2 separate regions of the Mus musculus genome follow, and region 2 is linked to region 1. The links are chromatin loops, found by intact Hi-C in ENCODE. Cell type or tissue: left cerebral cortex. All regions are shown on one strand.

Region 1 (5,000 bases):
CACAGGGAGCAGTGGTGCACACCGTTAGATCCAGCATTCTGGAGGCAGAAGCAGGCAAATCTCCGATTTAGAGGCTAGCCTGGTCAACAGAGCAAGTTCCAGGACAGCCTGGGCTATACAGTGAGATCCTGTCTCAACAAACAAACAAACAAAACAAAACGAAACAACGAAACAAACGAAAAGATTCTAGATTACTATTTGAGTACTGCAAATGTTTTTCTTTTCTTCCTTCTCTCTCTCTCTCTTGTCTCTGTCTCTCTTTCTACCTCCCCAAACCCCAAGCATAGAATGTGCACTCTACAGTTGAACTACATCCATAGCCTTTGGTTGCGATTTTGAAAGATACATAAGTTAATCTATATTGACTTTTGAGATGTGCTTTCTGTGAACACATCTTGTAGTATCCAAAGATCCAGAGCTAAATAGAAGCCGAGCACAGCACACAGTCAACGTATAGACTTCTCGGTGGTATGCAAACATCCAAATCCCTCAGCAGGACTACCAAGCACTAGATTCATAAGCTATTGTGGCATTTGGGAGACTTTTAAGTTTGTAATGATAACAGAGAGTCAACAGCTCTTCTTATACTTGCTGTGCTGTGCCAGTGACCACTGATGCTAATGTGGGACATTTCCTGCCAGCTATTCATTGATTAAAAAAAAAAAAAAGTCATATTTTCCAGAGACTGGGTAGGAGATAAGATGTCAAAAAGTAATAAGGACTGAAATGAGGGAGCAGAATACAAACGAACCCAAAAGAGAAAACATTACAGCGATGGTATTTTTTTTTCCTCCTGTATATGCAGATGGACAGGAAAATTATAGCAGTAATTGCAGTCTCCGTTTCACCAGAGACGTATGGCCTTGGGGAATCAGGAGATAGGAGGAAAAGCCAATGAAAATGCACGCTCATCAGGAGCTTTGGCCAAGGGCATTCACCCTCCCTGTGCCTTGGTTTCCTTAAAGGTTGAAAAGCATCATTTACTTATTTCAGTTACTTGGGAAGATGAATGAGAGAATGCCTCAGAAGCATCCAAACTGGTCAGGGAAAAAAAAAAAAAAGGTGCTTCGAGAATGCCAAGTTGTACTGTTATTATTGAACTGTGTTTCCTCTGGGATGAGTCATTTGCTGCAAAGCCATGGAGACAATTCCAAGAGTGATGATGAAGGACCAGGGGCAGTAAGGAGCAAGCATAGCGCTCTTTACTGGTGCAAGGGAGGTCTTACTAGCAGTGAACCCTTCCTTTGTTCAAAGGACAAGGGGGCCGGGGGTGCCAAGGCATTAAAAATACTATACAGCAACGTATTCATTCGAGTAGACTCTTGGAAATCTATAGGCGATTTGAATTCAGACTTTGCCATTTTTCACCATAACCCTGGGCACAATCACCTTTGTTCCTTTACGTTTCTTTGCCCCTCTCAGTGAAACGGAGACAATCATAGTTCGAAGGGATTTAAATGTCCACCACCCCAAGGACTCCGTAAAGTTAAGTTGCCCTTGTAATAAATGAGAGAGATTGGGAGCCTAGAAATTCACGTTGATAATCAAGTGCATCTTTTTTAAGAAAGGAAAAGGCAAGTTTTTATTTTCTAAACTATTATATGGCTCAGAAGCTTAGAAAGGAAAAAAAAAAAACCACCAGTAACAAAAAGACCTTAAGTCTGAATCAGTCCCATTTCAGTGGTCCGAGCTCACTCGCGGACCCTCCTTTATTTGGCACGCCACACACCAGAAAAGCCTTTCCCAAAAGCAGTTTTCCATTTCAACGCCCGGCGTCTCCCAGAGAAGCCCCGGGCTAGGCAGGCAGTAGCTGATTCAAAACCTCACAGGTTCGGAGCCCAGCCCTCCGGGCGGGCGCCGGCGGGACCCGACCCCGGAACCTTCGCGCGGCGCGGGCGGGGCACGGGGGAGGGCTTTGGCGGGGGCGCGGCGCCGCTTCGCCCAGCCTCCGAGCGAGCGAGCGAGCGAGCGCAGCGCGGGCCGGCGGCCGGCCGCGGAGGATGCCGAGGGGCGGCGACGCAGGCCGGACTCAGCCGGGGCGGCGGGGAGGGCGCCGCCCGAGGGGGTAGGGCGGCCGCGGGGGCGCGCTCGGGCCGGGCCGCGCGCCCTGCGCTCCTTTCGCTCGCTCGCTCGCTCGCTCGCTCGCGCCCTCCTTCCTCAGCGGCGGCGGCAGCACAAGGCGGCGGCGGCGGCGGCCGGGGAGCAGACATGGCGGCCGACCTGAACCTGGAGTGGATCTGCTCGCTGCCGCGCTCCTGGACGTACGGGATCACTAGGGGCGGCCGCGTCTTCTTCATCAAGTGAGCGGGCGGGGGAGGCGCCGCCGGGCGGCTGGGGGGAGCGGTGGGAGCGAGCGGGCCGGGGGCCCCCGTGGGTCGCCCCTCGCGCCGCTCAGCGCCTGTCCCTTCTCTTCCCTGCAGCGAGGAGGCCAAGAGCACCACCTGGCTACACCCGGTCACCGGCGAGGCCGTGGTCACCGGGCACCGGCGGCAGAGCACAGGTAGGGCCGGCCGGGGCTGCGGCTCCGGGCCACCTGGCGGGGTTGGAGGGGCTCCGGGCTCCGCGCGACTGAGTCCCGGGGCGCCTATTCTTCTCCGCCTTTTCATCAGCGCTTGGAGACGGCGCCCTCTTCCTGGCGCCCTGGTCCCCATCCTTTCCCGGACGCCCCCCGAGGATGGGCGACGCCCCTCTACCCCGGATCGCCCCCGTCTCCGCCTCCAGCACCCTTTAGGAAGTCCTCACCCGCTCCCCTTTGCTCCCCGCATCCCAGCACCCCTGCGGTGAGACGGTCCCGCATCCTCGCCCTGCTCCCCAGAGAACTGCTTTCTGCCAAGCAGCTTCCTCCTCCACCACCTCCTACTTCTCCTAAGTGGGACTGTGGGTAGGTGACTGATGGAAGAGTTAGGGGTGCTGCGGTGCCCCCCCACCATGTGATCCAAACACCGGTGAGTCCCCTCCTGCTACCCGAGTAGCCGCTGGAGTTAGGACGCTGGAGCGGGCGCCGCAGCCAGTGATCCCGGCTCAAAAGTCCCCGGTAGCCGCAGCCAAGCTCCACGTACCACCAGCAGGCGGTGGGCGAGCCAGGGCGGTCCCGCGTGGGGGGCCTTCGGGCCCCAGTTCCACGAGGAAATGCATCTCGGGTTGCTTTGATAGCTTTCTTGAATGTTTAGCATGAGTTGAGCTGGAGGAGGGCTTGTGGTGGTTTCAGTGCTGGTCTGGCTTTCTTTTGTCATTCTTTGTTTACATTCACCCAACTTGTTTGCCTGAAACGTAACGTGAGTTCTCATACTGGCCCGCCTCTATTCCGGGTGACTGCAAAGGCTTGAGAACAGTTGGGTCGAAGGTGAGGCCCAGTTCTGTCTCTCCCTCTGGGTACTTTTCTCGCCAGCTCCGAGGTTCTGAGGATCTCCTATTAAAGTTGCCAGAAGGGTGAACAAACCTGCCTTTTCTGCTAAACGCTGGAGTTCAGTGAAGTGACTAATAATGTGTCCAAATTTGCACAAGTGTGGAGGAGGAAAGGGAAGGCTGCTGTAGCAGGCATGATGAGGTTACATTTTTAGGGCATTTCTGACTAATAAACCGTCATGTTTCCTAACTCTCTGCACTCTTTAGCTTCAGCCTGTTTACTGTACGCATTTGCAACTTTGATAGCCTCGTTACCCTTGTGGATATGGGCACGTTTATTTCATGGAAGACAATATAGGGTTAAAAGAATTTAGCCCAAATGTTTTATGGCATTATCTCAGGCCTATTTTGATTACGTATGACACGAATGTCTTCGAATTACCCTCACAGATTAAAAAATAGCAGTCACATGCCGGAAATATTTTATTCTATGATGTGATTTCGCATTTATCTATTTATTTATTCTTGTTTGATTTACTTTGCTTGGGCTCCCGTTCTGTGCACACATGTGTGCCTTTTCATTCTGGAGATGCTGTGATTAAATCCAAAGCTCTTGTCATCATAAGTGGCACATAAGTGGCCTGTGGCACATAAGTGGCACATAAAGATGCAGTCGCTCACTTGAAACCCCACCTCTCTTCAGGTCAAGTGTGTTGAAACTCGTGTGTAAGGATTCAGTCAGTTTTCCACTAATTGAAGGCTTGCGTTCCTTTCATGGTAGAAGAAACCTAAATGGATTCGAATTGAAAAATAGGGTTTTGAATAAACAAGATATACCTAAAAAGGCAAAATGCTGCCCATTTGGGGTTTGTGCAGTCAGTGATGGGTGTTTTACCAGGGCTCGAAGACTTTGCCTTTGGGATATCACAGCTGATCCTTTCCCACCCTGACCACTGTTAAAGGGAATAATTATGTTAGGTCATCTCAAATATTGCTGGAACTTTCCTGGTGGCTTTAAATTTGAATTGTCATCTTCCAAATTCCAAATAATGTTATATTGATTGACTAATGATCTTGCCAGCCAAGACTTTGGATCGACACATACTTAAATGAACATGGTGAAGACAGATAAGATGGGTTTAAGCTTATTTTGCAGTCTCACTGAAGTAATACTAATTGTAACATATGTTTTTTAGATTTGCCCACTGGCTGGGAAGAAGCATATACGTTCGAAGGTGCAAGATACTATATAAAGTGAGTGAATTTTGATTGCTTCCCTTGGTAATTCAAATGTTGTAATGAACCTGAAGTTGGATACTTCTGAGTCTATACACAATTCTATCTTAAAGTGTGTTGTACAGTGTTAATTGTATCCTTTATATGGTTATGAAATTTTGAGGGAGAGGGTAGCCTCATTCATTATCTTGTTATTTGCCTGGGTATTCATGGATCCACACATTGCAAATTAGGTCACTTTTCGCCATATTAGTTTGCTTGATGTTTCAGTATGTTTCTTTGGTGGGATATTGTAAAGTCTTCTGACTTTAGCTCTGCAGTACTTACAAGTTTTGTCTTTTGATTATCTGTGGTAAGAGAACTCCTGTATACACACACACAAAATATCAGTACTATGTGACTATTCCTCCTTCAGAGTG
Region 2 (5,000 bases), 63 kb before region 1:
ATTTTGTAATAGTGTACATACTTACTAGGTACTGTTCTTGTAACTATGTCAAAGCTCCTTTGGTCACAGTTTGTAGCTGTTGTTCTTATAATGATCCTCTGCATTTCATCAGGCTTTGGGGCATCATTTCTTCATCTGAAGCTTGTCATCCAAATGTGAGAGCTGAAGCTGGAGAGATGCCTCACAGGTTATAAACGAGCATTCTGTTCATGCACAGGACCGAAGTTTAGCTCCCAGCATCCACAGGAGGTGTAGCTCATCACCACCTGTAACTCTAACCGCAAAGGATCGGATGCCTTTTGACGACCCAGCTACCTGCACTCCCGTGCAAATGCTCACACACACAGAGACACACATGCATACACATGATACAAGCAATTATTTTTAAAAGGAAAGGCTGTCAATACAGCTCAGTAGTAGAACTTTTTTTTTTTCTAGCATGTGTGAGACCCTGGGTTTGACCCTCAGCACCAAAAAAATAAACCCTGAATCTTGTCACACAAGGTGATGCAAACCTTGTAAGGTAGAGGGAAGGCAGGAGGATCAGGTCAAGGTCACCCTTGTCTACACAGTGAGTTGGAAGAAGATAAGTGGAAAAAATAAATAATAAGCAAGCAAGCAACTAAATGTAATTATCTGAATGTTTATATCAATTGATATACTGGGAGTTTGACAAACAGCTGCCACCGGTTTGGTCGCCAGCACCTGCTCTGTTGGTCGCTTCTGATGCCCCACAGCTCATCCTGGGCTCCACTTTCTCAAGCCTGATTAGTCGCTGCCCCGGGAACTCAAGAGCTTTGCTACTTAACGATAAATTAGAATATGACCTGTGCGAGAATATGAGGTAACTTGAAAAGCACCAAAGAATCAAAAAGGAGGCTAAATCCCAAGAAGAGGCGCTTGACAAGCTTTTAGAGACATGAAAGGAGCCAACTTTAAGCCGTGAGACAGAAGAGGCGATTTTGATCCTTCAGCTGGGAGTAGAGAAGGAGGAATATTAAATGTCCAAAGGCCTCAATTCTCGTTCATCACATCTACCGGAAACGGACAAAATTGACTTTAGGTGGATGCTGCCGACAGGAGGAACTTCGCCAGGAAACATCCGCGCAGCTGAGGCCATTCCTCTTGCTCCACTTTCGGTCTCCGCCATCTTTGATTAATCTCACGTAATTCCCATACTCCTCTCTGCTAAACGTTATGACCTAAATACCTCAATTGTTACTGCTTTCTGAAGTGGGGCATAATGTTACATATTCTAAGATGACAAAATGAGGTGCCAGGACCCAGCAGATGTTCGGCACAGGTGTTTTTAATCCCAAAACAATTACCACCACACACAACACCGAACAAGCTACTCTTACTCATAGATCATCCCACAAGATCTATGATTCCTATGCAGAGTTCCAGAAGGAAGCAGCTTGCTTCTTCCCTCTGATTCTCTTGTCTTCCTACACAGACTTAATGAAGACATCTGCCTGACAATAGTCAGCTTGTCAGATGAGACAAGAGGCAACCAAATCTACCTTGTCATCTGCAAAAACAATAAGAATCCACAGAAAAGTTGTCAGGAATACAGAGGCTTGATCGTGCCCTCAGCCCATCCCGGGCTAATTATAAAACTAATGGATGGTGAATGGCTTTTACAGTTCTCTTAATTTTGACATTCCCTCCTGAAAAACAAAAGAATCATTATTAGTACTGAGACCCGTGAGTAGAATGCAAAGAATGGACTTGGTAGGGAGAGAGATCGCTTAAGAGAGAATAATTAAAATATGGGGCCTTTTCACCTATCTGAATGTTTGATCCAGTGTGCAGAAAATTCTGTGTGATGGAGAGGAGGCTGGGGTGGGGGGGTATTAAACATTGAGAAAGCAGAAGGGGGGGTCCCCCAAAAGATTTGCGATGCAGTTAGCAGGGGTCCCACAATGTCCCACGCTCACAGATGTCACCCCCTAGTTTACTCCCTATTCAGGTCCTCTTGTCTGTTTCTCTTCTCTTCTTTCTCCTTTTCTACATCTCAAAAGCAAATTAATAGCTAAAAGATAGATAGATAGATAGATAGATAGATAGATAGATAGATGAATAGATAGGTGATAAATAGATGAGTAGATCAGTGATAGATGATAGATGAATAGGTAGGTGATAGATGATAGATTGATAGGTGAATAGATTTGTGATAGATAGATATAGATATCTATATATAGAGAGACATATAATGTAAAGACAATGAGAAAACAAAGATAATCTCTTACACCCTCTTTGTTGTATATCTTATTGTAAATTCTTATTGGTTAGCATATTATTTAGATTATTCTCTCCATAAGTACCCAATGAGCATCATTTGATGGGTGCATGCATGTGTTTGTGACATTCCCCTTAGATTCTACTACACTGTGCTATTTTAACAAAGAAGCAACTCAACCCAGGCCACCAGTCCCTTAGTGGATGTGGATCTTAATCGTGGCTTCAGTAGCTCACTGCCCACTGATTTCCTCACTGTACACACTCATGGTAAAAGCACACTTGCCTTGAGGAATAGAGGTGTCTCTGCTCTATCTGCTTTTTCTGTTAGGCCTGAGTCAGAGGCATGACTTAAATTCACCCAACCAGGTTCTTTCTCCAGGGACTATGAATACCCAGTGAGTGACGCAAGATCAAGAGAACTTGTGGAGATGGTTTCCATGGCAACTGAGACAAGAGGTGCACTAAGTATTTTTGGTCGAGGGATGGTTGCCATGTCTCCTCATTCTTGGGCCCACTAAATCCTCCATTGCTTCCCAGCCTTCCCCCTTGGGCCTCTCAGCCCATGGTCCCTACGTTCAGAAACACCATCCCCACTTCCAGCCCTGCCAACGGTCAGTCTTCAATGCAAGGCAGCAGTGATCAGTTTCTACTGATGCCAGTTGCAAACCTGTTCACGAAGGCAACTTGTCTAAAAGATAATTTGCAGCTATTCCAATTTCAGTAAAACTACACGTGAGAAGAAACCCTGACAATGTTACATGGCAGCGTGGGAAAATAGGCCACACACTTGGCTAAGAAACATATTTTTAGCTACTTTCTCTTTTAAATAATTCCAGTAAGGTCTGGAGAGACAGCTCAGTGGTTAATAATGCTTGCTGTTCTTCCAGAGGACCCAGGTTCCGTTCTCAGTAACCACTCTGTAAAGGTACTGAGAACTGAACTGGGTCCTCTGGAGGTACACAGTGGGTCACAGGCAGCCTGTAACTCAGCTCTGGGGGAATCAGATGCCCCCTTCTGACTTCCTCAGGCCCTTGTACACATAGCCTACACCTAGCCATACACACACACACAGGTATAAATATAAACACATCTTTAAAGAAGTCACGTAAAATAAATAATTCCACATGTTTTGTGAAAACGGGAACCAGTCTTTTAAGAAGATAAGGGGTAGTATCTTAGTCAAGGTTCCTATTACAGTGATGAACACCATGACCAAAGCAAGTTGGGGAGAAAAGAGTTTGCTTGGCTTCCACTTCCACATCACAACCCATCCCTGACAGAAGCCAGGACAAAATTCAAACAGAGCAGTAACCCAAAGACAGGAGCTGACACAGAAGCCCTGGAGGAAGAGCTGCTTACTGGCTTGCTCATTATGGCTTGCTCAGTCTGCTTTTTTATAGAACCTAAGACCAGCAGCCCAGGGGTGGCTCCACCTATGATGGAATGAGCCCTCCCACACCAGTCACTAACTAATAAAATAAGGCACAGTTAGCCTCCAGCCCAATCTTACAGAGGCATTTTCTCAACCGAGGCTTCCTCCCCTCTGGTGGCTCTAGCTTGTGTGTCAAGTTGACATAAAACTACCCAGTACAGGTAGCTTGTCACATAAAACACCATCCCTCCACTTTATGACAGAGTTGGGGGAGATATTAATAGATAAAAGCACAGTTTTAAATTTGGCGTAGTGTAAAACTTTAAAATTCTAAAATGTCTCTGAATTAGAACGAGAGCTGTACAAAGGATCAGAGAAAAGGCAGTGGAGTGACAGGATGGGACACACAGACCTGCTGTAGTGACTCCTGTTAATCTTCTGCTGACAGGCAGCTGAGTCATGAAAGTCCCGGGGATCCTAAAGGACAGACAGAGCCCCAAGGGTGAGAGAGGACACCCCAGGAACACAAGGCACAGCATGATAAGACCCTACTTGTTAGTACTCGCTATCAGCCTTCTGAAAACTTGTACCACAGGTCTCAGATTTTATTAAGAAATTACTTTTGATTCGTATCTTTGCATTTCATTTTTTTCCTATATCACAGGAGCAAACTTGAAAGCAGTAAATTCTGTGTTATAGTATTTTACCACACCAGGGACAGAATACAATGAGTGTGTGTGTGTGTGTGTGTGTGTGTGTGTGTGTGTGTGTGTGTGTGTGAGAGAGAGAGAGAGAGAGAGAGAGAGAGAATAAAGAAAAAAACAGAGAAATGAATGGAAATCTAAGGCTAAACTGCCTAAATTAAAGTTCATGTTACCAAGAAATAAAAGCCAAGGTCAGTCTACTAATCAGGCTCCAGGGATGTAGTTCAGCTAGTAGGTTTCTTTAGCATGGCTGAAGCCCTGGGTCCAGTTCTCAGCACCACGTGAACTGTGTGTGTGCCTGTGGTGGTACATGACTGTAATGGTGGCAGCTCTCTGAAGGTGGAGGTATGAAAATCATTAAGTTCAATGTCAGCCTTGGCTACATAGCAAGTTTGAGGCTAGCTTAGACACATAAGGTTCTGTCCCTTTCCCACCCCCAAAAAAGATATTAACTGGGTAACTGAGAAGTTATACATACATAATGATTATTGAAAACTGAAGGAAAAAAAAATCCAAGAATTCCGGCATGAGAACTAGGGGGGAGCATTTGCAGATAAAGAAGAAGCAGCAAAAACCAGTGGGGTGATGGGCTTACAAACACACTGAGAGAACTTAGAGAGCTCACAGGCTCCAATGCAAATAAGAAGTGTTTTAAAGACCTCTGTGGGGCTGGAGAGATG

The links. A loop is a pair of places that touch in the nucleus more often than their neighbours do. Peaks named below come from ENCODE experiments on the same cell type or tissue, not always from the same donor. Only the 100,000 strongest peaks of a DNase experiment are listed, where the experiment ranks them.
Region 2: a loop joins it to region 1, with 4 times the contacts of the local background. A loop is called at or near these places in 2 of 42 quality-filtered maps.

What each region holds. Positions count from the first base shown.
Region 1 is chr6:140,421,957-140,426,956 of GRCm38, forward strand. Plekha5 (pleckstrin homology domain containing, family A member 5) reads left to right here and starts at 2,143. Exons shown (of 31, transcript NM_144920.3): 1 at 2,143-2,300; 2 at 2,421-2,500; 3 at 4,542-4,599. The coding sequence starts at 2,209. In left cerebral cortex, CTCF peaks have their summits at 2,487 and 3,071; DNase peaks (open chromatin) are centred at 1,246, 1,888, 2,182, 2,843 and 2 more places; H3K4me3 peaks cover 3,206 bases; H3K27ac peaks cover 2,227 bases.
Region 2 is chr6:140,358,535-140,363,534 of GRCm38, forward strand. No RefSeq gene overlaps it. Among named protein-coding and RNA genes, the nearest start is that of Plekha5, 63 kb to the right of the region's middle. In left cerebral cortex, no CTCF peak of the experiment used is centred here; DNase peaks (open chromatin) are centred at 1,368 and 2,648; H3K27ac peaks cover 863 bases.